6 separate regions of the Mus musculus genome follow, and all the other regions are linked to region 3. The links are chromatin loops, found by intact Hi-C in ENCODE. Cell type or tissue: gastrocnemius. All regions are shown on one strand. Each heading gives the region's core, and the rest is flanking DNA. Links, peaks and the distances in the headings are about the cores only. Region 1 holds the start of Elavl1 (ELAV (embryonic lethal, abnormal vision)-like 1 (Hu antigen R)). Region 2 overlaps Cd209g (CD209g antigen). Region 3 has its middle 21 kb from the start of Ccl25. Region 4 overlaps Evi5l (ecotropic viral integration site 5 like). Region 5 overlaps Timm44 (translocase of inner mitochondrial membrane 44). Region 6 holds the start of Tgfbr3l (transforming growth factor, beta receptor III-like).

Evidence for each region. Peaks named below come from ENCODE experiments on the same cell type or tissue, not always from the same donor. Only the 100,000 strongest peaks of a DNase experiment are listed, where the experiment ranks them.
Region 1: it touches region 3 in a loop (4-fold over the local background); 5 of 42 quality-filtered maps call a loop at or near these places.
Region 2: a loop joins it to region 3, with 6 times the contacts of the local background. A loop is called at or near these places in 19 of 42 quality-filtered maps.
Region 4: a loop joins it to region 3, with 3 times the contacts of the local background. A loop is called at or near these places in 8 of 42 quality-filtered maps.
Region 5: it touches region 3 in a loop (3-fold over the local background); 12 of 42 quality-filtered maps call a loop at or near these places.
Region 6: a loop joins it to region 3, with 5 times the contacts of the local background. A loop is called at or near these places in 10 of 42 quality-filtered maps.

What each region holds. Positions count from the first base shown.
Region 1 is chr8:4,320,196-4,325,187 of GRCm38, forward strand. Elavl1 (ELAV (embryonic lethal, abnormal vision)-like 1 (Hu antigen R)) reads right to left here and starts at 4,905. Exons shown (of 6, transcript NM_010485.3): 1 at 4,691-4,905. In gastrocnemius, for the core only: a CTCF peak has its summit at 2,484 (motif pointing left); a DNase peak (open chromatin) is centred at 2,484; H3K4me3 peaks cover 1,779 bases; H3K27ac peaks cover 3,442 bases.
Region 2 is chr8:4,137,388-4,142,379 of GRCm38, forward strand. It overlaps Cd209g (CD209g antigen), which reads left to right. Exons shown (of 8, transcript NM_027343.3): 8 at 1-320. The coding sequence ends at 15. Among named protein-coding and RNA genes, the nearest start is that of Cd209g, 5.1 kb to the left of the region's middle. In gastrocnemius, for the core only: CTCF peaks have their summits at 2,846 (motif pointing right) and 4,532 (motif pointing left); DNase peaks (open chromatin) are centred at 2,489 and 2,846.
Region 3 is chr8:4,368,220-4,373,211 of GRCm38, forward strand. It overlaps the pseudogene Gm7434. Among named protein-coding and RNA genes, the nearest start is that of Ccl25, 21 kb to the left of the region's middle. In gastrocnemius, for the core only: a CTCF peak has its summit at 2,159; a DNase peak (open chromatin) is centred at 2,050; H3K4me3 peaks cover 552 bases; H3K27ac peaks cover 2,031 bases.
Region 4 is chr8:4,191,384-4,196,375 of GRCm38, forward strand. Evi5l (ecotropic viral integration site 5 like) reads left to right here. Exons shown (of 20, transcript NM_001346730.2): 8 at 202-291; 9 at 1,737-1,834; 10 at 1,923-1,983. Among named protein-coding and RNA genes, the nearest start is that of 4932443L11Rik, 12 kb to the left of the region's middle. In gastrocnemius, for the core only: a CTCF peak has its summit at 2,061 (motif pointing right); a DNase peak (open chromatin) is centred at 2,063; H3K4me3 peaks cover 279 bases; H3K27ac peaks cover 1,149 bases.
Region 5 is chr8:4,265,776-4,270,767 of GRCm38, forward strand. It overlaps Timm44 (translocase of inner mitochondrial membrane 44), which reads right to left. Exons shown (of 13, transcript NM_011592.2): 3 at 4,080-4,250; 4 at 2,525-2,605; 5 at 2,089-2,238; 6 at 1,862-2,001; 7 at 1,480-1,565; 8 at 995-1,087; 9 at 781-905. Among named protein-coding and RNA genes, the nearest start is that of Timm44, 7.6 kb to the right of the region's middle. In gastrocnemius, for the core only: a CTCF peak has its summit at 2,038 (motif pointing right); a DNase peak (open chromatin) is centred at 2,033.
Region 6 is chr8:4,247,874-4,252,865 of GRCm38, forward strand. Tgfbr3l (transforming growth factor, beta receptor III-like) reads left to right here and starts at 341. Exons shown (of 7, transcript NM_001195258.1): 1 at 341-479; 2 at 1,332-1,468; 3 at 1,553-1,873; 4 at 2,394-2,508; 5 at 2,594-2,752; 6 at 2,976-3,048; 7 at 3,420-3,550. The coding sequence starts at 410. The coding sequence ends at 3,438. It overlaps Map2k7 (mitogen-activated protein kinase kinase 7), which reads left to right. Exons shown (of 12, transcript NM_001164172.1): 12 at 1-24. In gastrocnemius, for the core only: a CTCF peak has its summit at 2,914 (motif pointing right); a DNase peak (open chromatin) is centred at 2,904; H3K4me3 peaks cover 302 bases; H3K27ac peaks cover 355 bases.

The DNA.
Region 1 (4,992 bases), core at 426-4,425, 48 kb before region 3:
AATCCCCTGCCAGGTAAGGACAGACCACTGTTACCTAAGGGCCCCCAAAATCAGGGTTCCAGGCAACCCTGGTGTGTTACACAGTAGGAAAGGAAATTACAGGCTCTCAGATTCCACCAAGGATATTGTATGCCTGGAGTCTTCGAGATGGGTGGTGGGGGAGGGAGGAGCAATCACCCAGGAAATGCTCTGGTGGCAGAAAAAAACTGAAGGTGCCACTTGAACCAATTTTGACTGCCACCCATCAAGGGCTCAGGTAGATGAGGCACATACAGATCCTTACTGGCCCCTGTCCACAGCCAAGAAAAGGAAGACCACTTGCCTGGGGTAGCTCCAGCAAGTAAGTTCACAGTGAGTCAGGTGCAGAGAGTGGCCTGCCCAGTCCAAGAGCTCTACAGGCCTAGGAACTTAGCCAGCTCTAGGGTCCTGTTGAAAGTGCCAGCAACCTAGAGCTGGTGAAGCTCTTGCAGAGAGAGCTCAGGAACACAGTAGGGCATGAAAACCCATGGGCTCTACCTCACTTCCAAAGCGAATCCTGAAAGGCAGTGAGGGTAAATCATTTCATGTTCTCACTGTGGACATTACCAACTGCTATACAATACATAAAAAATGTGGATACCCTTACTCCTAAATCTAAGGTGTGTGTGGTTCCCTAACCTGTCTCCTGACCTTACTCTTCTCCAAACCTTTCCATCACCTTGAATTACTTTCTGTGGAGGCACTACATACTTGTCCTCCAAGTAATCTCTATTTCCTCTATCTAATCCAGCTACAAGTTCTGCCTCTCCCTCCTCTTGACCTTCTTTCTCAATCAGGTCCCTGTCCCCTCTTACCTAGCCCAACTTCTAAACATGTCTGTAAAGAAGCCAACTTAACCTTTTCCTCCAAATGTCTCCAGGCTTCTCTGTTCATGGTGACATCAGCCTTGACATTGGTTGCTGTGCACTATTGTCTCCTGTCAATCCTTCTTCTGGCATAAAGGTTTCTTTGATGCGTAATTGCATCCAGTCACTTTTGAATTCCACACTAACTTTCTTCTCCAGGCATGGGTGGAATGCCAACCATGTGCCAGGCACTGGGAACACAAAACAGAAGCAATTCCAACCTCAGCAGCTCTGTTTAACCACGTTCTACTTTTATCTCCACATTTATCCTCCCTAGTCCTCTTGGTCTGGCTTAACTGGCCCACTCAGGCCTGGAAGCTTCTTGGTGCCTTCCTTTTCTCTTATTCTGCCCATTTGTTGATCCTAGATAGCCTTCCCTGTTCCTCTTTGATTGAAATCTGCTCGAATAACAAATTCTCAGTAATCAATAATCATTCCATTCAGTATACTTTATATAAAAACAAACCTTCGTTTTTTATATTTTGTCTCATACATTGAGGCTTCTTCTCAAACCAAGTTGACTTTCTTTTTGAGACAGGGTTTCAGTGCAGCCCAGACTAGCCTTAAATCCCATAGATGGCAATATCTGCCCCTAACTTCTGAGTACTGGGGATTACAGGGACGAGAAACTATTTCTGGTTTATAGGGTACTGGGTATAAAAACTAAAATTTCATGTATGAGAGGCAAGGACTATACCACCTGAGCTAAATCCAAAATCTTGAAGAGGTCATTTCTCCCCAGTGATGGAGAATGGGAAGGTAGGTATACATTACTGAGCATGCAGTGAACATCCACTGTTGGTACTGGACATGTGTGGACATGGAAAGTCTACTACCATCCTCTTTCCTCCATTCTGTTTCAGCCATGTGTTTTCTTGTCTCCAGGCATACATTAAACTGCTTTGCCTTTCTTCTCAAGTTCTCTGTGGCCACTCATCTTTGCAGCACTCAAACACTAGGCAGGGTTGGCCATCGTTGTTCTTCCACATGTCCAAATTCCTTAAGTGTGTTTCAGTGTTTCCTTGTTTCTAAGCTTCTGTTCTGTGTCATATTAGCAGTTTTTCTAACTTGAAGGAACACAGTCACATCCTAACTGGTTTTATGCCTGCCAGTCAGCGCATCCTTTGCAAATGTGACTCCCTCTGTCAATGATCATAAGTCTGGAGTGGGCCCTCATAATATCTGAGGTTTCTTCCCAACAGACCTGCTACTCACTTCCTTCTACGTTTCCAAAAGTTCCATACCCCGTATGTTTTCCAGAGTTAATAGCTCCACCTACTCCACTCACCAAGTTCTTGAAGAGTCTTTCCCACTCATCTTTTACCTAGCTATTTCCACTAGGTCCTCCTGCCTCAACAACTCAGGGAACATTTTGGGGTCTCCTGGGCTTGAATAACAGTTCCTTTTCCTGTGCTTCCACATCACCTGGTGCATTACTGCTCACCAGCCAGGCTAAACCATCTAAACATAGTTCATATACACCATGGCCTCTCCAGAGCTGATCCTCTGGGCTGAAATACAACTTTGGGGAAGGGGACAAAAGGCTTACTTCCCTCTTGTTGGTCTTTCTCCATAGAACTACTGCCACCTAGGGGCAAAAGGCCGGCACTGCATCTCACTCACCATTCTGCATTTAACCAGCTTGAACACACTGAAGGTGATGGGAACACCAATCATTCTGGAGGAAGTGGAAAAGCCTTGGCATTTGGGGGCAGCTTCAAATGGTGTTTGTGCTCTGAGCTGGTCCACACAGCTTTCCAGGAAAAGAGCAGAAAGGTCAGAAAAGCGCATAGTGGGACATCCCAAACTAAGGGCTTCTGATTTTAATGTTTAGAACCATTTGAACAGCCCAGCATAATTTTTCTTTTCATGCCCCAAGACTTCTTTTAATCAGGAGAAACATAGATCTGCATCTTCGAAAAGTCAACTCCTGCTGGTGTGCAAAGGACGGAGAGAAGCGGTGTGAGAAGCCACTGCGTAAGCACAGGAATGGGTATGTTCTTCAGTCTCTCCCTTTCTACTGCTGCCCAGGGACCTATCCCTGAACACAGCCAAACTGAAGTTGTTTCCCTCAAACCAGCACTTCAACAGAAACATTTCCTATTTCTCTCAGCTTCTTCACACTCCTTGAAGTCACAGCATTAAGAAAATATTTTTAGATTTATGTGTGTTTTGTTTGTATGGGAACCACATGTATGCTTGATGTTCTGCAAAGTCAGAAGAGGGAATGGGATCCTTTGGAACTGGAGTTATGGATGGCTGTGAGCCATCATGTAGGTGCGAGGAACTGAACACAGGTCCTCTGCAAGAGTAACAAGTGCTCCTGTTCACTGAGCCGCCTCTCCAGCCTCACACCATTTTCAAAACCAGACCTCAACAGTTTTGCATACACCAGTATTCAATATGTTGGCGGTATCTAGGACTTGCTTTCAAACCCTGCATTGGCCACTACAGTGCAAGAGATTATCCTGTTTCACTTTCTTCTCTAAAATGGATACTGTAACATCTACCTTAGGGGCTGGGGACATGCCCGTGAAGTATGAACACATGGTCCATTGTTGAAAGATTCTGGTGATTATTTTAACTGCATATTCCATGTGTACTGGGGGTTTCCTCACATCTTTACATCTGCACAATACTTTCCCCATGCTATTTCACAGGCATTTCAATACGGCTTATTCAAGATCTTAGGTGCTTCACCCAGATCATCGGATAGGGCTGGAAGAACTTTTCCAGGAAGACTGCTTAAAGATTTCTCACCTCTCTGTGTATGTGTTTTGGTGGAGGGAAAAAAACGAGAGAAAGAACCCTAGCAACGCCTCAATGTGTTTTTGGTACTCACAACTGGAAGAAGTAGGAGGCAGAGATGCTAATACTCAGTAGGCAGAAGAAGCCAGGCATGCTATCCAACTTTCTGCAATGCATAGGGCAGCCAGGCCCTCCCAACCAACCATTATCTGACTCTAACTGCCTGTAACAAGGAGGTTAAGAAAGCTTTAACATCCGATCTTGCCTCTTCTAGAGCTCTGGCCAGCGGTGTCCCACATGGACACTTCCGATAATGGAAGCTCTGTCTAGTGCAAAAAAGTTCTCCACCTGCTCTCCACATAGTAGGCGTCAAACCCATTTTGGCATGCTTTAGCAGCAGAAGACAAGAGAAAGGGAAGATCCATCATCACTACCCATTGTTCAACAGCGTGCAATTGCCTTTTTAATATTTACACGTTATTTTACAAATGAAAACGTCCCTAAAACAGCTTTGTTAGAGATGGCGATCAAAGAAAAAATTTCCCCTTTCTCTTCTAGACTTCTACACACAGACGAAAGGTTTGCACACTTCTAAAAGGACCTCATGATTCGTCGCGGTGTGTCCAGAAAATCGTCCACAAAAGAAATCTATGGGATTTCCCGAGGGAGCAAGTCTGTGGGCCATGACCTCTGGCGCCCAAGGTCCTCGCTCCACTCTTCCACCCCCGGATCACCGGGCCTCCGAGATCAACTATCCGGGGCCCCCCAAGCCTCGGAGCCCGGCCCCCCAAAGCGCGTGCCCACGCTGTGTCCTTCTCCCGCCTCTCTCGCGGGAGCCCAGAGGAATCTGGCCCGGCGGAGGCTTGTCGCCAACCTGAATCAAACAGAGTCGGTTCCCATTCGCCCAGCCGCGGCCCACACGCGCGTCTCCATACCCAGGCCTACCGCGGCCTGGGGCCTTCGGCCGGTGCAGGCCCGGCGGACGCCCGTGGGGCTAGGCGAGCTCAGGCCCTAGCGCGGCCTACTCTTTCGGAAGTCGCCGAAGCCTCCGGCCTCACCTGAACACGGGCGGGAAGGCCCGGGACTCTGCTCCGGGGCGGGCGGCGCGGCGATAACGGCTCCGCACGGCCTCGGCAGCGGTGGCGGCGGCGGCGGCGGCGGCAGAGCGGTAGCGGTAGCGGTAGCGGCGACGGCGACGGCGACGGCGACGGCGACGGCGACGGCTGCGGCTCCTCCTCAGCGCGCACGACCCGCTCCCCGGCCCCGCGGCCCAGACACGCCCCCTGCTCAGCGCGCTCTGCTATTGGTCAGTGTCTTTGAAGAAGCGACGCTCATTGGTTGGCATGGCTGTCGCGGTACG
Region 2 (4,992 bases), core at 686-4,685, 230 kb before region 3:
TGCCCTGGTTACTGAGGGTCTGTGCTCCCCTAGCCACACAGGCAACTTGGGGGCACTCTGCTCCCGTTCCAGCTGCCTTGTTCATCCCAGTGCCCCTGTTCTGAGACCTCTGAGATCCTGAGAGAGTCCCTGAGGCACCCTACCCTGCAGCGCTTCCCTCTTCCTCTGTGGGTGATTTCAGTTCCACAAATCCCCTCAGTAGAGTCACACCCGCTTGGGGCTGGGGTATAGCTCAATGATACACCCCAGTTTGCCTAGCATGGGTGGCTCTCTGAGTCCCATCCCCAGCACCCAAATAAAATAATAAACTATTAAGTGTATACATGGTTTGATGTGTTGTATTTAGTGGATTCTCTATTTCTGACTCTGTCTTCATTGGTAAAACTTTGGAATGTTTCATGTTAGCTAGTATATTAGTGTCTACAACATCTTTGGGTTGTGAGCAATTTGTTTTATGGTTTGTTTGAGTCTCACTATGTGTTCCTGGCAGGCCTTGAACTCACAGAGACCTGCCTGCTTCTGCCTCTTGAGTGCTGGAATTAAAGGCATGCAGCACTACACCTGGGTGAATATTTTTAAAAACACTGATTTGGTACCTGAACACCCACTGGGTGCATTCTCATTCACATTCATGTTTTCACATTCTCTCTCTTTGTCTGTCTGTCTCTCCCATCTCCACATGCCTCTATTTCTCTCTTCATTCATTAGTTCATTCATTCTTTTATTCACAGACCCCCAAGCATTTCTTCCAGGTTTCTGTACCTAGCATTCAAATAAAATGCCACAGTCATCATCTGGTGGTTCTAGAGCTTAGCACATCCTTTGCTCTCAAAACAAACTTCCATGGAACTAGTGGAGGAATGACCAGCCCTCTGGGCTCCCCAAGGCTACAAAGAGCCACCCAAACTTCAAGGTGCTTTCAGCCACAGGCTGCAGAAACCCAGACCATGCTTCCTGCCCCCCCCCTTTGTCTTGGCTCGACCTTCTGCCTGGTGTCATGTGCTTCTTCCACCTCCCCAATAGGTTCCATGTCCTCAAGGAGCAAGCCAGTGTCACCTGGTGCTCCCCTTACCGTGAGCCTGTTTCTCCTGGCACCTAAGGCCGGGCAAAGGATAAAGAGCCCCTCCCAGCATCTCTCCCTCAGGGACGCTGTCTCCAAGCCCACTGTCTCCCAGCCAGGAAGGCCCTTTTCCTGGTGATGCCAAAGGCTCAGCCTCCCCTAGTATCTGAAACCTAAGGAACCTCAGCTGGGGTCCCAATAGACTCCCCGTATCATCCCCACTACCAGGCCTGTGGCCTGTCACCAGAGATGCCCCCTCGTCCCCCTCCACCGATTTCCATTTCACTCCCAGCCCTCTCCTGCCCACCTTCTCCCCATGCCTGATCACCATCCCCATTCCCCTCTCCCACACACTCATAGGTCCCTCTCTCTATCCATCAAATAACTAGTTAGTTTCCCCTTCTGAGTGAGATCTGTGCACTCTCCCTTGGGACCTTCTTATTATGCAGTTGCTTTGGGTCTGTGGATTATAGCATGATTGTCCTGTACTTTATGGCTAATAGCAACTTATAAGTGTTCTTTCTTGCTCTGGGTTACCTCACTTGGGATGAAATTCTCAAGTTCCATCCATTTGCCTGCAAAATTCATGATGCCTTACTATATAGCTGAATACTATTGCATTGTGTAAATACACCACATTTTCTTTATCCATTCTTCAGGTGAGGGATTTCTAGGTTGTTTCCAGTTCCTGGCTATTATGAATAAAGCTACTGTGAACATAGTTGAGCAAATGTCCCTGTGGTGTAGTAGAACATCTTCTGGGTATATGCCCAGGAGTGATATAGCTGGATATAGAGACTAAAGTGGCCATCTCCTGTGCCAGACAGGACTTCCAGAGGAGGGAGGGGGTGTCAATCCACCCATAACACCTCCAGCTCAAAATGTGTCCTACACAAGTTGTGCAGGAGTAAAGATGGAGCACAGATTGAGGGAACAGCCAACCAATGACTGCCCCAACTTGAGACCCATCCCCTGTGAAAGAACCAACTACTGATACTTAATGATGCTCTGCTTGCAGACAGGACCCTAGCATAACTGTCTCCTGAGAGGCTTCATCCAGCAGTGGATGGCGGCACATGCAGAGGCCACAGCCAAGCATCAGGCAGAGCTTGGGAAGATGCAAGAGTGGAGGATAGATTTGAGCAAGCCTGACGAGTCAAGGACACTACAAGAGGAATTACAGAGTCAACTAACCTGGGACCATGGGGGCTCACAGAGACTGGACCAGGGAGCATGCAGGAGCTGGACCTAGATGCCCTACACACTGTAGCAAGTGTGCAGCTTGGTCTTCATGTAGGTCCCCTATCAAGCAAAACACAGGTTATCTTGGTCTCTGTTCCCTGCCATTGGATCCCCTTCACCCTACCTGGACTATCTGGCTAGGCCTAGTCCGACTGGGACTAGATGTCCCAGGGTGGGACAGTACCCAAGGGGGAGGGGCTCCCATTCTCTGAGGAGAAAGGGAGGGAAAAGTGGCAGGAGGGACTTGTTAGGATGGGACTTGGAGAAGAGGAAGGAGGGGGGCTGTGATCAGGATTTCAAGTGAATAAAAAATTATTGAAAAAGAGAGAGAAAGGAAGAAAAAGAAAGAGAGAAAGAAGGAAGGGAAGAAAATGAGAGAGAGAGAGAGAGAGAGAGAGAGAGAGAGAGAGAGAGAGAGAGAGAGAGAGAGAGAGAGAGAGAGAGAGAGAGAGAGAGAGAGAGAGAGAGAGAGAAAGCGAGCGCTCAGGGAGCTTTTAGACTCTTAGAGGGAAATTCCCCCTCAGTCCTCTGGGTGGCGCCAGACATCACGGAAAGCGTTGCTCTGTTTGCTTTTCTGCCTCTGCCTTCACGGTTACCTTGCTTCACTCGCTGACCTCAGGACCAAAGAGAGAGCCTGTCCCAGGGAAAATCAGCTCCTTGATCAGGAACCCTCTCTGCATTGCCTGATGATGTACCTCCCACCTCGCTGGCTACTGCTTCGTGTGGAGTTCAAAGAATTTAATTTTTTTTAGTATACAGAAGCCTACAGTTACAAAGCCTTGGATACAGCTTAGGAAAACTGCGACTTTAGAGTCCTTGAATATTTGAGGCAAACAGCGATTTTTAAAGAGACTTTGAAGTGTTAGAGAGGCCTTGAATTTTGAAAGAGACTTTGGATGTCTTAAAGAGACTGGAATTTTTTGTTTTCTTCTGTTTTTCAAGGCAAGGTAGCCATGACTGTCCTGAAACTCACTCTGAAGACTAAACTGGCCCCGAACTCAGTTATCCACCTGCCTCTTCCTCCTGAGTACTGGGATTAAAGGCGTAGGCCACCACCACTACCACCACCACCATCCAGGCAAGAGGCTGAATTTCCAAAGTGCTTGAATAGAAAGAAAGAAAGAGAGAGAGAGGGGGGGGGGGAGGGAGGGAGGGAGGGAGGGAGGGAGGGAGGAAGGAAGGAAGGAAGGAAGGAAGGAAGGAAGGAAGGAAGGAAGGAAGGAAGGAAGGAAGGAAGGAAGGAACCTGGGATTTTAAAAGTTGAACTATTTTGTGTTATGGCATTAATATTGACATGAGATCTTGAGGATAAACAAGAAAGATAATGTTATGGTTTAGCAATGACTCTGTTTATGTGACAATTTGACAAAGGTTCCATTGCCCTGATTGGTATTTTTATCAACTTGAACAAGCTAGGGTTATCTGAGAAGAAAGAACCCTGATTAGAAAATGTCTACATGGCTCCCTTTCTCTGAGGGGAAAGGAAGGATGTCTGGGGAGGAGATGAGAAAGAGAAGGACTGGGAGGAGAGGACGCAGGGGAAACTGTGATCAGGATATTAATTAACTAATTAATTAATGAATGAAAAAAAGAAAGAAAATCCCTCCACAAGACTGGCCTATAGGCAAGCCTGTAGGGTATTTTCTTACTCAGTGATTGGTGCTGCTGCTGGGAAGATGGGCCTGGAGTGTATAAGAAAGCAGACTGGGTAACCCAGGAGACAATGTTCTTCCATGGCTTCCGCTTCAGTTATGCCTTGAGTTCCTACCCTGACTTTCTTTGAGGAGAGACTGTGAGATAGATGTGTAGATGAAATAAACTTTCTTCCCTGAGTTGCTCTTGGCAGCGCTGTTTTATCACAGTGGTGGAGCCCTAAGACACCCGCCCACTGTGCTATCTTCCTCCGTGCTGTAGTCATCACCTGACAAAAGCAAAGGAAATGTTCATTGTGGTTCTTCACTTGAGGGTAAAACCCACTGCGGTGCCCAGAATGTCTGCTCACATTGCATTTGCACTTAGGAAGCAGGCAGAATTGAACACATTTTCTTGCGTTTTTTTAAATTCAGGATTAGAGTACAGCCCTTCAGATGGTGCCACCCACCTTAAGAATGGCCCTTCCTGGAACTGGAGAGATGGCTCAGCAGTTAAGAGCACTGACTGCTCTTCTGAAGGTTCTGAGTTCAAATCCCAGCAACCACATGATGGCTCATAACCATCTGTAATGAGATCTGGCGCCCTCTACTGGTGTCTAAAGACATCTATAGTGCACTTATATATAATAAATAAATAAATCTTTTTTTAAAAAATGGGCCTCCCCTGCAAAAAAAAAAAAAAAAAAAATTAAGCTTCTCTGAAATCACTCTCAGACACTCTGATGGCTATTCTTGATTGCCAACTTGACTGCATCGGGATGAACTCCAGAAATGGAGAGCACACTGTGAGAGTTTTGCTTGGTTTGAAGCGGGTAAATCCATTCCTAGTGTGAATCTTTTGAGGTTTTGATCACATGCCTTTCATATGTATCTTGAGACAGGAAGACACATCTTTAATCTGGGGCACATCTTCTGCTGGAAGCCTATGTAAGGACGTGGAAAGAAGCTTTTGCTCTTTGTCTGCTTGCTCCTTGCCTTGCTAGCAAGTCGTCACTGGCATTAAAACCTACTCCTTTGAGGTTCCAATGTCTACAAAAG
Region 3 (4,992 bases), core at 548-4,547:
AGGTGTGAAAGTCCCCCTCTTTCCTAAGTCAGGAGATAAAGAACACTATTGCTGAAGGCCAGGTACTCCTGGGGCTACCGAAGACCAGCTTGGATCCTCCAGGTTCCCTAGACAGGAGTCATGTGTGTCCTGTAGGAGGTAACATCTACTTATTTAAGAGCACACAGGCAGATTTAACCCCAGGCTTACACAGACTAGGTTCATCTGAGGTCATAGTGTAATGTTCTAGTCTTCCTGAGTTTTGAAGTTCGACTTGGTCAGCCATTGCATGCCCTGCACCCCCTCCCCCAATCAGTTCTTCTCAGTGCCAGAATCTTCACTTTCAGATTCACTTTCAGGCATGGGAGCCCAGGTACATTAAAGTTTTTCTTCTCTACAGCAGTTGTAATTGGACTGTTAGCCACAAGGCGTGGCTTGCTGACCCCGGTTGGCCCTGAGCTCCTGCTATACTCACTGCCTCCAGCTGGTATTTCCCTGGTCTTGGTCTCCCATGGCCTAGCTAAAGGGTGCTGAGGCCATCCAGGTGATTAATTCAGAAGAAATCTTGATAGTTGCTTCTGACAATAACATAGCCGGTATGGCCTTACAGACTTTCAAGAGCGGGCCAAAATTCCAAGATATGCTTGACCTGGCCCAGGTGTGAGATGTACAGGGTCAAGGGTTCTTCTGTGTCAAGGGTGACTGGGTTCACCTAGGGGGATGGAACTGTTAGGTGAGTTGTTGGAGACTGTGTAAATAAGGATGGAAGAGGGTAGGGGACTAAATTTTCATGTATGCTTGATTCTTGGCTTTGTCTAGTCATCTATTCACAAGGCCAAGGTCAGCTAAGGATGAGGACATAGCAGCAAAGGCTAACCCTCGTTCTTTGATAAAAAACAAACAAGCAAACAAACATGAGAGACTGAGAAGATGCCTCAATTAATAAAATGCTTGATGTGCATGCCTGAAGATCCGAGTTCAGATCCCTAGTTCCCATGTAAAAGGCTGAATGTAGTGATACATGCCTATTTTCACTGGAGGGGGAGACAGGAGGGTTCAAAGGGCTTGCTGGCTGGTGGTATAGTCAAATGGTAAGCTCCAGGTTTATTGAGCAACCTTCTCTCAAAAAATGGAGTAGAACAGGGTCCACCAGATGGCTCAGCAGGTAGACCCTTTGCTACACATACCTGAAGTCCTAAGTTTGATTCCCTGGAACCACGTGGTGGAAGGAGAGAGAATTAATCCCTACAAGCTGCTCACTGACTTCCACATCCACGTTGTGTTTATGTCTGCGTACATAGATACAATCACCACCACTACCACCAAATAAAAGTAGTAAAGAAAAGAGAGGAAGAAAATAAGACAATGATGTTCACTTCTTGTTTTCAGATGTGGTATATATCCATGAAAACATACACACACACACACACACACACACACACACAGGACACTCAGATATACCAAAAATAACACACACACACACACACACAGGACACTCAGATATACCAAAAATAACACACACAAACACACACACACACACACACACACACACACACACACACACACACACACAGAGCAGTTAAGGGATCAGATGCTTGCCTTGAAGGCCCAGCAAGCAAGTCAGGCAGATAATAATCAGGCTCTAGAGCCCTAACGTGATTCAGAGGCAGCCCAGCTGATTGGTCTTATAAGCAAGGGTCTTTTTTTTTTTTTTTAATTCCCAAAAAAGTATGTTTCCAAAACTTGCCAGAATCTGTGGAGTTACAGAGAAGGTATCCAGCTAGGACAGAAAGAGAGCAAGGAGTGGCTTCAGAAGTGGCTTCCGCTGGCTTCCAATGTACTTCCTGTATCTGGCTGTCTTTGAGAGGACTCTGTGTGTAGATGACAAACCTTTCTTTATTTGAACTCTTCTGAAGTGCCTTCATGGTTCTGGCAGCTGGGCAATGGACCTCCACAGCAGGCCACCCCAGGCTGGATGATGTATCTAATTCTACAAAGGGTTATCTGTGCTTACTTTCCCCCCCACTGTGGGCCCTGCTGTGCCTGTGTCCTTTCATTTATATGCTTGTGGACTGATCTGGTGTTACATTTCAGAGAAAGCTATTTCAGTCTCTGCCCTTGCTTTAGGGAAGTCTCTTTGCTGAGGAGCGTGGCTCAGATGTATGCTCTTACTGACACCTCTTGGAAGCAGTGGGCATTACAGGCAAAACCACTGCAATACCCCCCACTCCACAGCATGCTGTGTCTGTCCACTTCAGGATCCTTGGCAACCATTCCGCCCTCACTGAAAACTAAAGGCCAGCAGCACAGCAACAAATAGCAGTAAATGTGGAAGTTGGTGTGCACATACACATGTGCCCACTGGGATGCATGAATCTATATGAGTATGGTAACCATGTGAGTATAGCTAGCTCTTCATGTGCACAAACATAGTCAACCCTCTCTATCCACAGATTCTGCATCCTCATATTCAATTGTCTATCAAAGGAACTCAGACGTTAACTCTGAATAGGCAAATAGCCCTGATGGAAGATTAGGAGTGGGAAGGTGGTTGTTGACATATGGACTCCATTTTGATACAACACAGAGAGGGGACTTAGTTATTCACCGAAAGGGAACAAGAAGGGATTAGGTTGACTATGGTGGTGCAGATTGTAAGGAAAAACTAGTACTGGAAGAACTGGATAGCAAAGATGAAATAACACAGAGGCTAGGAGATAGCTCAGTTGGTAAAGTGTCAATCAAATGTAAGAATTAGAGTTTGACACCCAGCACTCAGTAGAAAAATGCCAGGTGTGGTGGCACAAATGTATAATCCAAGTTCTGGGAAATGGAGATCCCAGGATCCCTGGAGGTCACTGGCAAACCAGTCTAGCTTAATTGGCAAATCCTAGGTGTCTCAACCAGAAATACTGCATGAACACATAACAAACAACACAACCAACCACCAGCCCAAGGTGGATGACTCCTGAGGATGGATACTTGAAGTTAACCTCTGGCCTCCACGTATATGTGCACCTGTATGTGAGTGCAGGTAAGATGGGAGGCCATACAGAGGGTGGCTCTGTGACCTAAGCACTTAAAATCTCTAACTCCCATGGGGAAGGGGAAGGACAATCCTGGCCCTGTGGTGGTTCCATTCGGGCCCTGCCCTCCACTTCACCTTTAGAGAATAAGCCATCTCCAACAAATCCTGGTTGGCAGGTGCAGTGGTAAGAGCTCAGGGCATGGAGGCAGTCAGCCTTTGGGCCACAACAATGCTGTTAGATGGCACATTCATCCAGGTCTGCAGCAAATAAAGCAAGGATCCCCCAGCGTGTGCACTGAGAGACTGTGGGGAGGCTGACTCTCTGATCATGGGGACCCTACACGGTCCCCATAAACTATCTTCTAGACTCCCCACCTTTACCCTGACTTACCTTTGGCCTACTTCTTCCACATTGCCGCAATCTTCTACCTCTAGGTCTATTTCTCAAGTATTCTCTTTGTCAAGCGATACATGATTGCATGTTTCTCCACAGAGCTTGTACAGCACTGAGTGGTCTCATGGGAACCTAGAGTTGATCATGATGATGTGTCAATGTAACAGAGGTAGAAGTTGATACTGGGTGTCTTTCTCATCACTTCCTACTTCGTTTATTAGTGTAAGGATTTACAGCTGAACCCAGAGTTCATAGGCTAGTGTAGATAGATAGCTTGCTCCAGAGTTCCTCTATGTAGCCTCTCTGGTGCTACGATTAATTGGGAGCATCTATTTACATGTAGGTTTCACTGAGCCATCTTTCCAGACCAGCTTTATTTATTAGTATTATTTTTGTATTCACTTTACATCCTGATCAAAGCCCCCTCCCTCCTCTCTTCCCATTCTCACCCTTACAAATCCTTCCCCCTATTCCCCATCCATTCTTCTAAGAGAAGGAGCTTTCCCCTTGGGCAAGCCACCTCATCCTGGGATATCTAGTGTCAGCAGGACTAGGCATAACCTCTCCCACTGAACCCCAACCCGGCAGGCCAGGTAGGGGGAAGGAGATCCAATGGCAGGGAACAAAGACCTAGACAGCCTGTACTCTGCTTGTTAGGGGACCCGAATGAAGTCCACGCTGCACATTTGCTACAAATGTGTAGGGAGTCAAGGTCCAGTATCTTAATTAGACTTCACATTATTTTTATTTTGAGACAGGGTCTCTCATTGAACGTAGATCTTGAAGACTCAGCTAGATTAGCTGGCCCATGAGCCCCCCAGGACCCACCTGCTCTGCATGACACTACACCTGGCTTTTTACATATGCCCTCATGCTTGAACGGCAGGCATTTTACCCACTGAGCCATCTCCCCAACCCACAGAGCATTTTCAAAGGCAAACAAACAAACCCAAGAAGAGCCATTAGGGTCCATCAGCTTCTGACTAGGGAAAGACAGCTCATAACGGGGCAGCAAATAGGTTGAAGGGCCTAAGGTAAAGCTGCACTGGCCAAATAGTCTTACTAGCTAGCAAGTCGTTTTGACCAAGCGGTGGCCAGAAGATCTAGTGGGCCCACCTAACCATGCACAGGAAATATGAAAATAAAAATCCCACCAGCATCTAGATTCAAAGGCACCCATTCTTTTGACATTGCAACATGACATGACCTACAAATGTTTTGGGACACATTAGTAGCTATCATGGAACACATACTGCCCTCAGGTGGTCAAATTGAGCATGACTGAGAGTTTTTTTTTTTAAATCATTCCAGGGACTTTTTTTTTTTTTATAATTGAACTTTTTTTTTAATTAAGTATTTTCCTCATTTACATTTTCAATGCTATCCCAAAGGTTCCCCATATCCACCCACCCCCACTCCCCTACCCACCCACTCCCCCTTTTTGGCCCTGGCGTTCCCCTGTACTGGGGCATATAAAGTTTGCAAGTCCAATGGGCCTCTCTTTGCAGTGACGGCCAACTAGGCCATCTTTTGATACATATGCAGCTAAAGACAAGAGCTCCCAGGTACTGGTTAGTTCATATTGTTGTTC
Region 4 (4,992 bases), core at 362-4,361, 180 kb before region 3:
AGTGCCCCACAGGACACCCTTGCCCATTCCACTCTGCACGTGGAGAGAATCACATCCCAAAAGGAGTCCTAGCTAACAGGACAAAGGAGGGGCTAGAATGCAAGGAGGGTCTGAGCCTCCTGGTGGGAGACAGGAAGCTCATTGGTGAGGGATTATTAATGGGAGGACAGCAAGCTCATGGGACTATGGTTGCTTTTGCAGGGACTGGAGATTGTGTTCCGAGTAGGCCTTGCCCTGCTGCAAGTGAACCAGACAGAGTTGATGCAACTGGACATGGAGGGCATGTCCCAGGTGGGTCAGGATGGCTGGGAAGATGAAACTGTCTCTCCTGGAGGTGACAGGCACTGGAAATCCCATGGCTAGTTGGTAGAGTGCTTGCCTAGCATGCACAAAGCCCTGGGTTCCATTTTACAGCATTATATAAGCAGGCATAATGATGTATGTCTTTAGTCCCAACACTCAGGAGGTGAAGGCAGGTGAATCAGAAGTTTAAGGCTAACCTGAGCTATACAAGATTCTAAGCAATAGGTCTAGCAGTGATGGTGCATACCTTTAATTCCAGCACCTGAGAAGCAAAGGTACGCAGATCTCTGAGTTTGTTTCAGTCTTGAAAAAAAGCAAACCAAAACAAAAAACAAACAAAGATTCTAAGTGACAAGGGAGGGGCTGGCTTCCCAATAGAAGTCACTCCTGAGCATCTGGGATCCTTTCTTCCGTCCCTTGAGGCCCCTGAGGAACCCCAGGCTCTGTCAGATACAACCCAGAGCCAGCAACCTAGTACTGGGGAGAAGAGAAGGCCAACACTCAACTGATTTGGGGAAGTCCTACTCACTCTTTCCTACCCACTTGTTGCAGGTCCCCAAAGCTTGCCTGCAAAGTAAACCCTGAGAGTAAACATTTGGGAGGTTTTCAGTATGTTTTCATCCCAGCTCTCAGCCTGGGGGACACGGGAAGGAGCCAGGCATCTTGAGGTAGCCTCATACCCTGCTCCTCCCTGCCTGCGCCTTCTCCTGGCACAGTCTGCTAGATCCAAAGCCAGCTTTCCCCTCACCATGGTTTCCCCATCACACAGGCCCCTATTCCCTCCCAGCATCCTCCAGCTGGTGCTTCAGAAAAGAATGCACAAAGACCACAGTTGTGTTTGCGAACACGGCCATACATTGTCCAAGACTGCCTGACTGGAGCAGCTGGGCAGAGGAATAGGACCTGTGTCCACTGAGCTTGTCTACCCACTTCCTACGGAGGGTTCCCCCATGCTCAGACCCCATTCACCCAGCCCTGCCTTCAGGAGGTCCTCTGGCCAGATTGTCTTAATTTTATTTATTATTAGTGTTAATGTGGGGGTGGGAAGAGGGAGAGAGGAGGAGGGCTCATGGCACACAGTATCTCACAATTCAATTCTCTACTTCCACTCTCTTATTCTTTCCACTGTTGGTTCCAGGGATGGGACTCAGGTCAGGCTTTGCAGGCCAAGCTGATCCCCACTCTCAGCCTCAGCCCCAGTTTTCTCACGCTTCCCCCAAAAGCCTGCTGGGAAGGCAGGCCTCCCTTCTAGTCTAGCTGTTCTCTCTCCTGCAGTCAATTCATTTGCACAACAAATGTTGGCTGAATAACCAAAAACAAACAGCCTGAGTGCTGAGACAAAGAGAAGCCTCAGGCAAATCAGAATACAGTTAGAGCTCTGGCAGACCTGGTGGTCAGGGCCCAAGTGACCATGACTCCCTGTGTCTCCACAGTACTTCCAGAGAGTCATCCCCCACCAGTTTGACAGCTGCCCAGACAAGCTGGTCCTCAAGGCTTATCAGGTCAAGTACAACCCTAAAAAGATGAAGAGGTCAGTGCCCGGGCGTGGAGAACTCAAATGGGAAGCCCACCTCAACCCCAGGGAGACGGGACTTTGACCGTGTGCCCCGTCCTCACAGGCTGGAGAAGGAGTACGCAGCTATGAAGAGTAAAGAGATGGAGGAGCAGATCGAGATCAAAGTGAGTGCCTGAGGCGTGGGGGAGGGGCAGAGATGGGCTCCCCTGAGGCTTTCCCTTACAAATCCAGAGCTGGCCGCTAGAGGGCGGGCCTATCTAGCGCACGGGTAGAACAGGCTGGCCTGGGCAGACAATCTCTGGCTTCGGATGACCCTCGCTCACTTGACCTTTCCTTCACCTGCCAGCCCCGCGTGGGAGCGCATTCCCCAGTTGGCATGTCCTCAAAGCTGGCCACACAACAGTAAACAAGACAGTCAAAGATCCTTGCCTTCATGTCCCCGAAGCACCCCAAGTCATGGGGCGACCTCCAATAAATCACTGAAATAGTGTGGATTCCACAGAGTGCTCCGGATGTAGTCATACAAGAAAGAGACAGTCGCGCCTGGGAAGACACTCTAGGTCCTCTAAGTCCAAGAGTCCAGTGTAAAGGGCCTAGGATAGAAGTATGTACCTGGTGGGCAGGAGGACACCCCGAAGGCTGGGGGCACAGAGGAGCCTCCCGGAAGGTTGAGAGCTAAGGAGTAGGGTTCAGGCAAGCCAGATGGATATGTAGGCTAAGGATATGTAGACTACAGTATGGGCATCCACTGAGAGCTCTGGTTGTGCTGGTAGCCAGCTTGCCAGCCCATCAAAGTCAGTGCCTTGAGTGCACAAAACGTCTGAAACTAAACTTACCTCTCAATAGCCTCTTCACCTCTCTTCATGTGATTTTAGCTGTTCACCCAACAACATCGATTGAAACAAAGATGAGACCTGGTCTTAAGTGACAAGGACCTGGCTTTCCAGATAAAGGCACTCTTGAGCATCTAGAGTCCTTCAATATCTTTCCAAGCAGACCCAGGTACTTCCAGGTACAACCCAGGGCCAGGATGAAGAAGAGAGGAGAAAGAAAAGCTCATACCCACCTACTTCAGCCAGCCAGCCAGCTATACATTCCCAAAGTCCGCTGGCCAAGAATAAGGGCCCTGCCACACGAAATGGAGGACAGGCAGGGTTACAAACCTACACATTAGCCTGGTTTTGTCCTCTCCAGTTGATGAGTCAAAGTGGTTAGCACTGGTGTCCCACAGAGGACCAGCTGTGTGACCCGGGCAGGTGAATTCACCTCTCTGAGCCTTGGAGCTTTGCTGTGCTGGTCCTATTACTGCCAACCTCATGCTCATTGTTCCTACCTCCTGTAGGAAGTCAGGGGCAGGGGTATGTGCCTGAAGGCTGAAGCACTTGGCCCTGCTTGAAGTTCCCAGAAAGTTTTCTATCCTGGGTTTGTGAGCCATCTCACAAGGAAGGTAGCTTGAGGGTTGCACTAGACCAAATGTGGTCCTTGCTGTGTGCAGATGAGCAGCCTGCTCTCATCTGGTGACTGTGGGGACCCAGGAATAGAAAAGAATGTCACAGACCTTGAGACCACAGGCCAGATTAAAAATTTCTCCAGAGAAGAGATTTCCCCAGAGTGTTCGAAGAGTCAGACAGATGTCTCCTCATAGGGCATCTTACAAGTGTCCTGCAGTTTGGTCTTTTACTTTTAGACTGTTTCAAAACATCCTGGTTTGATGCTGGGAGGTCACAGTGATGCACGACTTTAATCCCAGCACTCGGAGGCAGAAGCAGTTGAATCTCTAGTTTTGAGGTCACCCTGGTCTACAGAACAAGTTCTGGGACAGCCAGGGCTACACAGAGAAACCCTGTCTCAAAAAATAAATAAATAAATAAAACAAACAAACAAACAAACAAAAACCAATCCCTTATTTGTTTGCATCAGGAAAGGCAAGATGACAGGTGCATAGACAACTGCCTTTGAGAGAAGTGTTTGTTGAGGCTGAGGCAGTAGCTTAGTGGTGAGCATTTGCCCAGCATGCACAAGGCCATGGGCTCCACCCTCCGTATAGAACAATAGAAAAAAAGGAAAGAAGGGGCAAAGGATATGGCTCAGTGGGTGAAGTATTTGCTGTGCAAGCATAAGGGCCTGAGTTCCCTAGAACACACATAAAGAGCAGTAGTGCGCTTTTCATCCCATCCACAGAGACAGGCTGATAGATCCCTGGGGGTCACTGGCAAGCCAGCCTAGCCAAATTGGCAAATTCCAGGTTAAAAAAGGAGGGGTAAGGGTGAGGAGATGCCTCTGTAAAGTGCTTGTGTCTCAATCATGGAAACTTAAGTTCGGAGCTCCCAAAACCCAACAGTAAAAGCCCAGCACAAGTAGTGTGCATTTATGACCCTAGCACTTGGGACTGGGAGAGGTAGCAGGCAGATCCCTGGAACTCATTAGCCAGCCAGCCTAGCTCAGTCCATACACAACAGGCCTGAGCTTCAGCCTTATCAAGAAACTGCATTTCAGAAACTAACATGGAACAGGGGTAGTGGCACCTGCCTTAATCCCAGCTGTGAGGTGGTCGAGGCAGGCAGATTTCTGTTCAAAGCCACCCTTGACTACAAGTTCCAGCCAATCATGGCTACATAATGAGATTCTGTCTCAACATAAACCAACAAACCTAGGCATTGTGGCACAAGTCGGTCATCCTAGGGCTGGGAGGTGGACTTTGGAGGATCAGGAGTACATGGTCTCCCTCAGCTATATGGCAAATTAGAGGTCAACCTGGGCTACCAAATGAGACCCTGTCTAAAGAACAGAACAGAACAGGAGGGAGCCAGGCATAGTGGCACACACCTTTAATCCCAACTCATGGTAGGCAAAGGCAGGCCAATTTCTGTGAGTTCCAGGCCAACCAGGGCTCAAAGTGAGACACTGTCTCAAAATATAAATAACAAATAATTTTGAAGTTACTAAGTATTTTAAAATAAATAAAGGCTGACCTCTGGCCTCCATGTGTGTGTGTGCACTGGAGCATGAGCTTATACACACATGCCTGCATATATACACACAAATAAACACACACAGGTGTATACAAAAGAGAGGGAAGAAAAGGGTGCTGACTCTTCTGTTTCAAGAGGAAAATGCAGGTCATGGTCATGTCAGTCAGAGAGCAGAGAGGGGCATGGTCCAGAACGTTTGAC
Region 5 (4,992 bases), core at 501-4,500, 100 kb before region 3:
AGGAGAAAGCACACGGAGGTAGAAGGCCGGCCGGGGGCGGTGGGCTTTCTCCTGGTAGTGTAACGAAGGCCTGGCTGAGCTGAGTACGATCCCCAGATTCTGCCTTTCTGAGTGCTGCAGAGAGGCAGAGATGGAGAAGCAGTGACGGGTGTGCTGCTCTGTGGCTTGGACAAGATGCCTTCTCTTGCCTTACAAGCAAAGAGGCAAGAACAATTGGGTGCAAATGTCAGGGCTGCCAGAGACACTGGCTCCAGGCCTGCTTGGCTCATAAATGGCCAGGGTGCCCTAGGTCTGAATGAGAGTCTGCTGTCTGCTCCTCCCCAATGCCTAAAAAGTTGGGGCTCCTAGACTTTTCCCAGCAATGTCTGGAAATGGCTTCAAGAACACCTTACCAGGAGGCACAATACAGAGCTTCAGGGACAAGAGCCATGACTATCCGACCACAAAAACAGAGAAACCCAACCTGGAGAAGGCAAGAGACCTCCACAGCTCTCACTGGAGCCAGCACTGAGCACAGGAAAGGGTTGTGTCCCCTGGTGAGAACCCTAACCGTCATGGCAGGATGGACGGAGCTTCTATAGCTGGGGAAGACTAAGAGACGTCGCTCCCAGGCTGCACTGTGACCTGACCGGAGCTGTACCGGAGGTAAATATCTTCGAGCCTCGGTAACTTGACTCTGAGGTAATCGCAAGTCACTCCTAGGGTGCCATCCAGAATGGGGAGATGGGGAGGAGGTGCAGCAGGCCAGGGCCCCACCACGGCTTATGGCGCGGCTCGCACCTCTAGGATGTTGGGGATGATGTCAGTCTCACACTGATGAAGAAAGTGGTCCTTGTCAAAGGTTGGGTCCACTCTCAGGATCTCCGTTAGCACCTCTGACATTTCTGTCTTTGAGAAAAGACCTCCTGCAAGGAGAGGAGCCCTCAGGTTAGGGCTAAGCTTCCAGACCTGGCTGTAGCCAGGGAAGAAAGAATAGCCCTGACGCCACACTCACCTAGCAAGTCAGTGACCTTGTCGGTTAAGGCCCGCGACGCCCGGATGAGGACATTGTCACTTTCATCATACTTCATCTTCATCTCAAAGAAGCCTACGGATACACACAGGAAGGAGCTAGAGGAGGGACCTTCTGCTGAGACACCCTGACTCCAGTCTGAGAACTTCCTGCAAGACTCCTCTTCTTGACAGGGGTCAGTTCTGGGCCTGAGCCTGCCTCCTCGTCTCAGAATGGGGATTACCTATCCACCTACCTGCCCAAATGCAGAGCTCAGCTACAGCCTCTCAGAAGCTGTACAAAAATTGGGACACCACCTCTGCTAATCCCAGGGCTCCTGACATCTTAACTGTTCTCTTATCGAGCGTCTTAGTGACAGGATCTACAGGTAGCTTAGTGGGTAGATTTAAGGAGATTTAACCCTGTCTGATCCCATCTTTCCTTCTATAAAGTGGGGTTCTGTCTAGTGTATGGCTGGCCACACTCACGGTTGAATACAACGTTGTTATCTTTGAAGTCCTTCCACTGCTGGTACCACTTGGAGTCCTTGTGTAGCACAACCCCTAATGCTTCCCTGTGGGAAAAGGCAGGCAGCTGGAGTGACCTTCAGCCCTGCAGAGGTCAGCCCAGGACGCTACACCCTCCTCTGACCACTGGGAGGATGCAGATGATGGCTCCGCTCTGTATCCAGGAGCTTCAACTGCAGCTTTCTCTCTTCTCTCTTCCCCTCACCCATCTCTCAAACCCCAGCTTCTCTGGAGGGAGCCAGAAACCCTGAGAGAGAAACAGACTTGCACTGGCACCTCCCAGTGGACCTTGAGAACAGACACCAGTTGGCCAGGACCACTCAGGAGCCTGTCTGGGACCTACTCATTAGCCTCGAACACTTTGCTTTCTTTGAATTTTGCTCCAGCAAACTCTGTCCTTTTCCGGAGCCGCTCGGGCCGGCGGTAGGGCCCCGTCTGTCCAAGCACGCTCTCGTCAAGCTCCTTCTTCACTGACTCTACACCCTGCAGGGGGGACAGGGCTGTGGTTGCTGAGAGCCACCACTGGGGGGCGGTCCCTGCTCCTGCCTGGCCTGAGCCAGGCTCACCCACCTGGGAGATGGCTTTGAAGGCTGCCGTCTTGCCCAGCTTCTCCCCGCTCTTGGACACTGACTCCGCTGACTGCTTGGCTGTCCTGGCGGCCTCTTCTACCCCCTCCTTGATCTTCCGGCCAAGGTCACTCTTACTGACTTCATCAAGACTCTACTGAGACAGAGGCAGAGGGGAAGATGTCGCACAGGCCTATCGCAAGCCTTGAGAATAAGAATACTGCATTCAACCTTTTAAGTTCAGGGTGCTCCCTGGAATGGACATGAGTGGAATGGCAATTCCCAGCCACGTGAAACATTTACAAAAGTGAGAGGATGTTTAACCCAGCACTGAGTATTATCCCTCTAGGAGGAGCCTACACCTACCTGTACCCTGAATTGGGTTGGAGAGCCCCTCCCATTCTATTTTCAGCCCTTGTTAAGTTGCCCTCGGGCCTTACCTCCTTCACTGTCCCTGTTAATTCTCCAAGCTTCTTTTTTATTGCTTCACTGGTACGCACAGTTTCTGATTCGATGGATTTCTAGGATCAAAGAGTTTCCTCCGTTTATTTGGATCCAACAGTGAACTTGAGCATCTAATCAAAGGTTCCCAGGAGCACTGGCTGCTTAAACTCTGTGAAGAGCTTCAATTCTATTGTCTTAGACAGGGTTTTATGCTATGAAGATACACCATGACAACTTTTATAAAGGAAAACATTTAACTAGGCTGGCTTACACTACAGAGGCTTAGCCCATTATTGTCACGGTAGGAAGCATGGTAGCATACAGGCAGAGTTCTACAACTACATCCGCAGGTAGCAGGAAAATAACTGCCACAATGGGACTAGCTTGAGCATGTGAGACCTCAAAGCCCACCCACCACAGTGACATATTTCCTGCAACAACACCTCCTAATATTGTCACTCCCAATGGGGTAAGCATTGAAACACGTGAGTCTATGGGGGCAATGCCTATTCAAGCCACCATATCCATGCATGTCCATTTGGTAGCTACCTCCAGAATATGGAATCCCCAAGCCCTGAGTCTTTCTCTGAGTGGGAAGAGATGTTTCTGCCAACCACTACACACCAATACCATTTCATTTCTATAGTTCAATCTTGGGTCCCTGGCTTGCTGTGTTCCCAGATAACTCACTCTTTACTGATGGGACAAGGCCATCTTTCATCACACAAGTTGTATCCTCCAAATAAATAGCTTGGAAATGCATAGAAGGGAAAGGCCTTCCTGGGGGAACTGGTGGGGATCAACAGATTCAAATGCAGAGGACCCGGGCTAAGAGCATTGCACTCTGAGGCTCAGCGGCTCATTGGTAGACATCCCAGTGGCCAGAACTAGATGGCTGTTCAAGAGACACCAGGGAGTAATCAGGCAGAGAGGTGGCGCAGAGCATGGAGTGCCTGCTATGCAAGGATGAGAGCCTTCCATCTCCAGAAACCATGTGAAATAAAGAAGGGGAGGCAAGCATGTGCTTGTTAGTCTGGTGTTGAAGGTGGGTGAGGTGATGCGAGGCAGCAGGACAGGTGGATCCTTAATGCTCACTAGTTCAACAGAGTCCCCTGAACTTCAGGTTCAGGGAAAGACCCTACCTCAAAATAAGAAGGTAGCAACCAATCAAGAAAGGCAGATACCTGACACTGTCCACTGCCTTCACATACATAAATGTGCACATGTGCACACAAAACACACACAGAAGAAGAGACAGTAGCGAGCACTAAAGGACACCAGCATTATGGCCCATTTCTTATTAGCATTATGGCTCTGTCAGGGGTCCCATGATTCCCAAAAGTAATTACTTTGGTGGCTCTACTGTGCTATCTACAATGCTGGAGGTAGAGCCAACCGCACAGTTAACTACAGTGCCACAGAGAATCTTGCACGGCCGGGAGGCTGAAGCAACCTGCTCCTGCTCTGACACCTTTGAATCAGCGCTATGACCTGGCTGCCTTCCCCCAGTGGCTCTGGTCCAGGGAACAGAGATGGGACTGAGATACTCACATACTTCCTTCTGGCTTCCTGGAGAGCATCCGACTCTTCTAGCTTCTTGGCCTCATCTCGGAACTTTTTTATACTTTCTTTCATCTCTTTGTTTTTGGCTAATTCTTGTTTGATGTTATCTAGCAAGCCTGACAAAAACCCTTTTCTGCTCCCAGAAGAATAAGATTTGGTCTAGAAAGAATATAAAATTGAAAAACAAGAATGAACATTTAGAGGCTCGAAAGAAAGGCACACACAGTAACATCTGGTTACCACTGAGTGTCCGATTTCCTCTCCTCTGTTGACAGCGGAGTTTAACAGTGAACAGATGTCTCTTTTATTATAACAGAATTTGAATTACAGGAACATCCACGATACATGACATTGTAGGCCCTATATGTTCACAGGTTCGTATCTATTGATGATATCAACCACAAGTCCAAAATAAAAACTTGCATGCATTGGCATTCATTGGCACATTAGTTACAATATGTAAGAAATGGAACCAAATTAGGTGTCTAACAACAGAGAAATGGACAGAGAGCATGGAGTTTTTTTTTCAGTCATAAAGAATGAAGTTATGGCTGGATATGGTGGCACTCACTTTTAATTACAGCACTTGGGAGGTAGAGCTAGGTGGATTTGAGTGCAAGGCTAGCCTTGTTTTTCAAAGTGAGTTCCAGGACAGCCAGAGTTATGTAAAGGAAAAAAAAATGTCCAGGGAGTGGGGGAAACCACATTATGTACTGTTCTGGAAAATAGATACAATTGGAAATAACCATATTAAGTCATATTAAGTAACTTTAAGTTAGACTCAGACAAACCCTTGTGCATTTGCTCAGTTGTGGGTATGAGATTTTATAGCTACATCAAGCAATATGTGTGTGTGTGTGTGTGTGTGTGTGTGTGTGTGTGTGAGGTGAGAAAGAGAGAG
Region 6 (4,992 bases), core at 885-4,884, 120 kb before region 3:
TAAAACCCTTCCCTTTTCTTCCGAGTCTGGTGTCCTAAGCCTGGTAGAGTGTACAGAGATATGGGAAGGGCCTGGGAGGAGGGCTTTTAGTGTGGTTAGGGATGACATTCATGGGAAACTAGCCGGGCCGGGAGCTGGGTGGGAGGTGTTTGGAGTGACCGAAGGCATCAGGCAGCTTTGTGAGGGGCCCCCCTTGTAGAAATTTCAGTACATCAAGAAAGCCCTTATCCATGGCTGGCCTTGAGCATGTGCTCAGATGTCAGCCCCTCCATCCTCCGCCCCCGCTCCCTGCTTCCCAGGGTGGCAGCCTCACCAAGGCCAGGGCTACCTACCCACACCTAGAGGGCTGGGTACAGCCCAGCCAGGTGCTCGCTGCCGGTCTGGAGCACTCGAACCTGGACAGGCCGCCATGGTGGGCACTGCGCTCCTGCTCCTGGCCCTGCTCCCTGGGACCTCCAGTAAGCACGGTACACCACGTGGTACGTAGAGGCTGCCACGGGGTGGGGGCATTGTGTCCCACTTGCCCATTGTCCCTTCTCAACTGCGTTTTGCACCTGGATGTGTGTGGTGGTGTGGGGAGGGGGAGGGGTGCCATCCCTTTTTCTTTTCCCAGACTAGCCCCTCTGCCAGTTGCCTTAAATTTCTCAACCAAGTGATGGTAAGGGCTGTGGATATAGGGTCAAGTGTGCAAATCATTCGTGATAAACCCCCAGCTAACTGCTGCTTGAAAGCAGTCATTTGCTTGTATAGGCTGTGTGTGTGTGTAAGTGCAAGCCTGGGTAAACACAAAAGAGACCATCCACCCTTACCTCTTGGTGCTCTCTCTCCTCTGTTTGGGGACTTAGAGATCTGTTGAACAGAAATTCCCAGTCCTGTTGCCTGTCTGTACTGAGCCTCTGCCCTCTGGAGGGATACGGGTGGGCACCCTCCTGACTGCAACAGATGCCAGTAACCTACTTCTCCTTAGTGGCCAGTAGCTCATACTGGATCTTTTAGACTCTAAGGCTTTAGCAACCTGGGCAAAGCAGAGAATCCTGACTTCATCTCTGCTGACCACCACCACAGGAGGGCATTAACTCCGTGTGTCCCCCACATCCCCTTGCCTACTCTGCAAATGGCACAAAAGGTCAGAAAATGAAAGAGCACAGCTTTGTGCTGGCTTCAGCTTCTACTAGGCCCTGATGCCACTAAGCGGTACATGGTTGTAACTTGGAAAGAATTTGGCATGCGGCTGAGCATGGGTAAAGAGACCACCTGTAATGCATCCCTTTTCAAAGCGAGACAAGGGCTCCCTAGAGGGAATTGCGCCCTTGCTATGTGCTCTGTTTCAGCACCTCTGTTACCTGGGGCGCCTGGCCCCTGGCTGCGCAGACCCCTTTTCAGTCTGGAGTTATCAGATGCAGAGGACGCGTTCCCTCGCCGCGCAGGGCCACTGGAGGTTCCGGCGGACAGCCATGTGTTTGTGCAGGTGCGGGCGCCTTAAACGACGAGGGTGGCTGGGAAGAGGGATAGATGGGGACTGGTCGACCTTGATGGCGCCTTGATCCTGCAGGCGGCCCTGGCCCGTCCTTCACCGAGATGGGGCCTAGCCCTTCACCGATGCTCAGTAACACCTTCTTCACGCCCGACCCTGGGGCCTGCCCTGGTGCTTCTACGTGGGGGCTGCCCCGCCGACGACTCTGTCAGCTTCTCACCACCTCCACGCCCGGATGCTGCTAGCGTCTCACGCTTCAGCTTTCGCCTGCGTCCGGTATTCAATGCCTCAGTACAGTTCTTGCACTGCCAGATCAGCCGTTGCCGCCGTCGCAGCAGTCACCACCGCCGAGCTGTCCGCCTGACACCAGTGCCTTTGACCCCACCAGCACCATTGCGGGTGCGCTAACAGAAACAGTAATCTCGGCACCTGCGGAATATTCTCTAGCTAGGCAAAGGCATTTCTGGCAGCTGAGGGACCTTAGGAAGCAAAGTGCTTTATGGTCTGGGTCCCTCTCACAATGGGTACTGGGTATAGAGATATCCCTCATGGGGCTCTGCAGAAGGATTCCCGGTAAGTAGACTAGAAATGTACAGCCTGTGCTCTAAGATCCTTGGGTGGGATCTGGAGTCCTTTTAGGGCTGGAAGGCTGGATTCAAGAAAACACTGCGATCTATCTAAACTTCTGCACATTTGATTTGCAGGCCTCACTTGAGACCTAGAGGTTGACATATGGGGTGTTCTAGGGCTGAAACCGTTTTTAGGTTTAGGTTTATGGTTATGGTTACGCCCAGGAGTCCCGTGGTAACCTCCTAGCTCTAGTGGAAAGCTGGAAGCTTAAGCCCATCATAGGAGCCCTGGGAGACCAGACCCAGAACCACCAAGGCACTGAAGTCTGGTTTCTTCCCTTGCAACCCAGTGTCTGCCTCAGGATGAGGCATGTGCGGGCAGCAGCTTGAGCCTTGGTACCGACAGCCCCCACCTGCACATGCTGACACAGCCCATCGTGGTCACAATACCTCGTCCGTCCCCTAGTAAGCTCACAAACGGCCCTGGGACCGGGATGGGAAGGACAGCTTGGTCCAAGGCCTAGTCTCAGCCTTGCGCGTGTCCCCATAGGGCCATCCAAGAGTCTCCCAGGCAGGTCGGTACACCCGGAGCCACCCGCTCCAGCCCCTGCAGCACTGGAGCCTGCACCGGTGGTGGCATTGGTGTTGGCGGCCTTCGTGCTGGGTGCTGCGCTGGCCGCTGGGCTTGGTCTCGTCTGCGCACACTCAGGTACTGACTTCTGCTCCGCCAGAACCCCACACCTATTTCCACACGTTCAGACAGTCTAGTAGTCTACCTGCCCCACCCCCAACCCCGTGAGCCCATATCCCTGAACCTGCCTCCAGGATCTGGCCCTTAGGGCTGGTACACTTGTAGCAGCTCCCACCAGGGGGCGCGCTTAATCTGGCGCAGGGCACAGGCAACTCCTATTCTAGCTAGCTTCTTCTTTCAGCACCCCCACCCCCAGGCCCGCCTCCTAGAGCTTCTCTCAGCGGCCCCCAGCTCCAGAGACCCCCAGTAGGCAGGTAAGTACTGGGTGTGAAGGTCTGAAGCAAGAGCTATGAGAAGGGCATGGTGGTAAGGATCGTTCTTAGAGTTTACTCATGGGACTCCAAGTACTTTGTGCATTCATTTAATCTTCTTTTGAACAACATTCAGATAGATAGAAGAAGAATGCTTTTATGAGGCTAAGTAACTTGTCAAAGGTGGAGCTGCAAATGGAATTTGGGAGATGGGGTCCCGAGCAGTGAAGAACGGGGTCTTTAGGACTTGAACAGATATGTAAGAGGGATTTATACAGTTTTAGTTTCACACACCCCAATACATAGATTGGTGAAGGAAGCCAAAGCTTGTTGGGAGAATGTGACCTGAGCCTCTGTCACCCCCTCTCCCCCAGAGATGGCACCACCCAGTGAGGTCCTGAGATCCACTCAGCCGTGGTTTACCGTTCAGAAGGCCTCCTGCGTGTCTTCTCTCCCCTCTCCCTGTCCTCACTCCCCTGTTCAAAATAAATTGGTGACCTGCTAACTTCTGGTGGAGTCAATATGCTCCCAAACATGGGCAGGGGTGGAGTGCACGAGGGGAGGCTCCAGGCTGTACCTTGGGTCCAGATGTGGGGAGATTTGTGGCTTGGAAAGACTTAGAATGGAGGGGTGGGACTCCAACCCCCATGAACACATACAGCCAGGGAGAGACATGGGCCATTTGCCTGAAACAGAAAAGCACACACAACCCAGCCGGCTTACGTTTAAATAGAGTCTTCCTTTCCTCCCTCCTTCGTTCTCTCCCAAGTTGGACCTTCTTTGTTCTTTACTTCCATGTCCCTCAACCAACCTCCTCAAACTCGAGTCTCATCCTTGTGTTAAGCAAATGTAATGGCTATTCCTGGTTGCCAACTTGACTATATCTGGAATGAACTACAATCCAGAATTAAAGGGCTCACCTGTGATCCAGATCTTGAGGCTGGAAGACACAAGTTTCTGACCTGGATTTTAGCATGGAGATCTTGAGGCATAGTGGCCATGAAAAGCAAAGGCCCACGTAAGGTAGTACACACCTTTAATCCCAGGAGACGAAGGCAAGGGGATCTCTGAGTTCAAGGTCAGCTGGGGACAAAGCAGGTCCCAGATCCAGGCTTGGTGGTACACACCTTTAATCTGGGCCACACCTTCTGCTGGAGACCTACATAAGGACATTGGAGGAAGGAAGACTCACTCTTCTTCACCTGCTTGCACTTAATTGCCAGCACATCTGTTGGAGCCTACTTCTACAGAAGACTAGCTGAAACAACTAGCCTCGTGGGGACTGAGTCACTTCTAGATTCTTGGACTTCCATTCACAGCTGCCCATTGTTGGGTTAGTCAGGCTGCAGACTGTAAGTCATCACAATAAATTCCCTCAATAGAGAGACATTCTGTGACTCTAGAGAACCCTGACTAATACAGCAATAAAGGAACTTCCGGGTTTAATCCACCAACGAGGAAACAGGCTTGGCAATACTATATCCCCTCAGAAGTGTCTAGGGCTGTCTGCCCCCATAACCCAGACTTATTTTTCTTGCAAGGCAGGTTTTCATTGGAGCCCAGGCTAGCCTGTAAACTCAGCGGCCTTCCTGTCTCAGCCTCCCAAATGCTGGGAATAGTGGCAAGCTTGGGTTGATCTGTTTCGATTTATGCCTTTTGCCCTTATGTATGTGTATGTAAACCATATGGGTGTACACTGCAGTTGGTTGTGAGCCACCATGTCTGTGTTAGAAATGAGCATTAAAGGTTGGTGAAGGAAGATTGGTTGGTGAAGAAGTGTGGAGGAGCGTGCCTTTAAACGGAGCATTCAGGAGGACGAGTTTGTGAGTTTGAGGCCAGCTTGGTCTACATATCGAGATCCAGGCCAGCCAAGATGACATAGAGCGACACTGCCTCACAAATGGCAAGCCCACGTTTTTGAGGGCATCTGCCCACTTCTCTATGAAA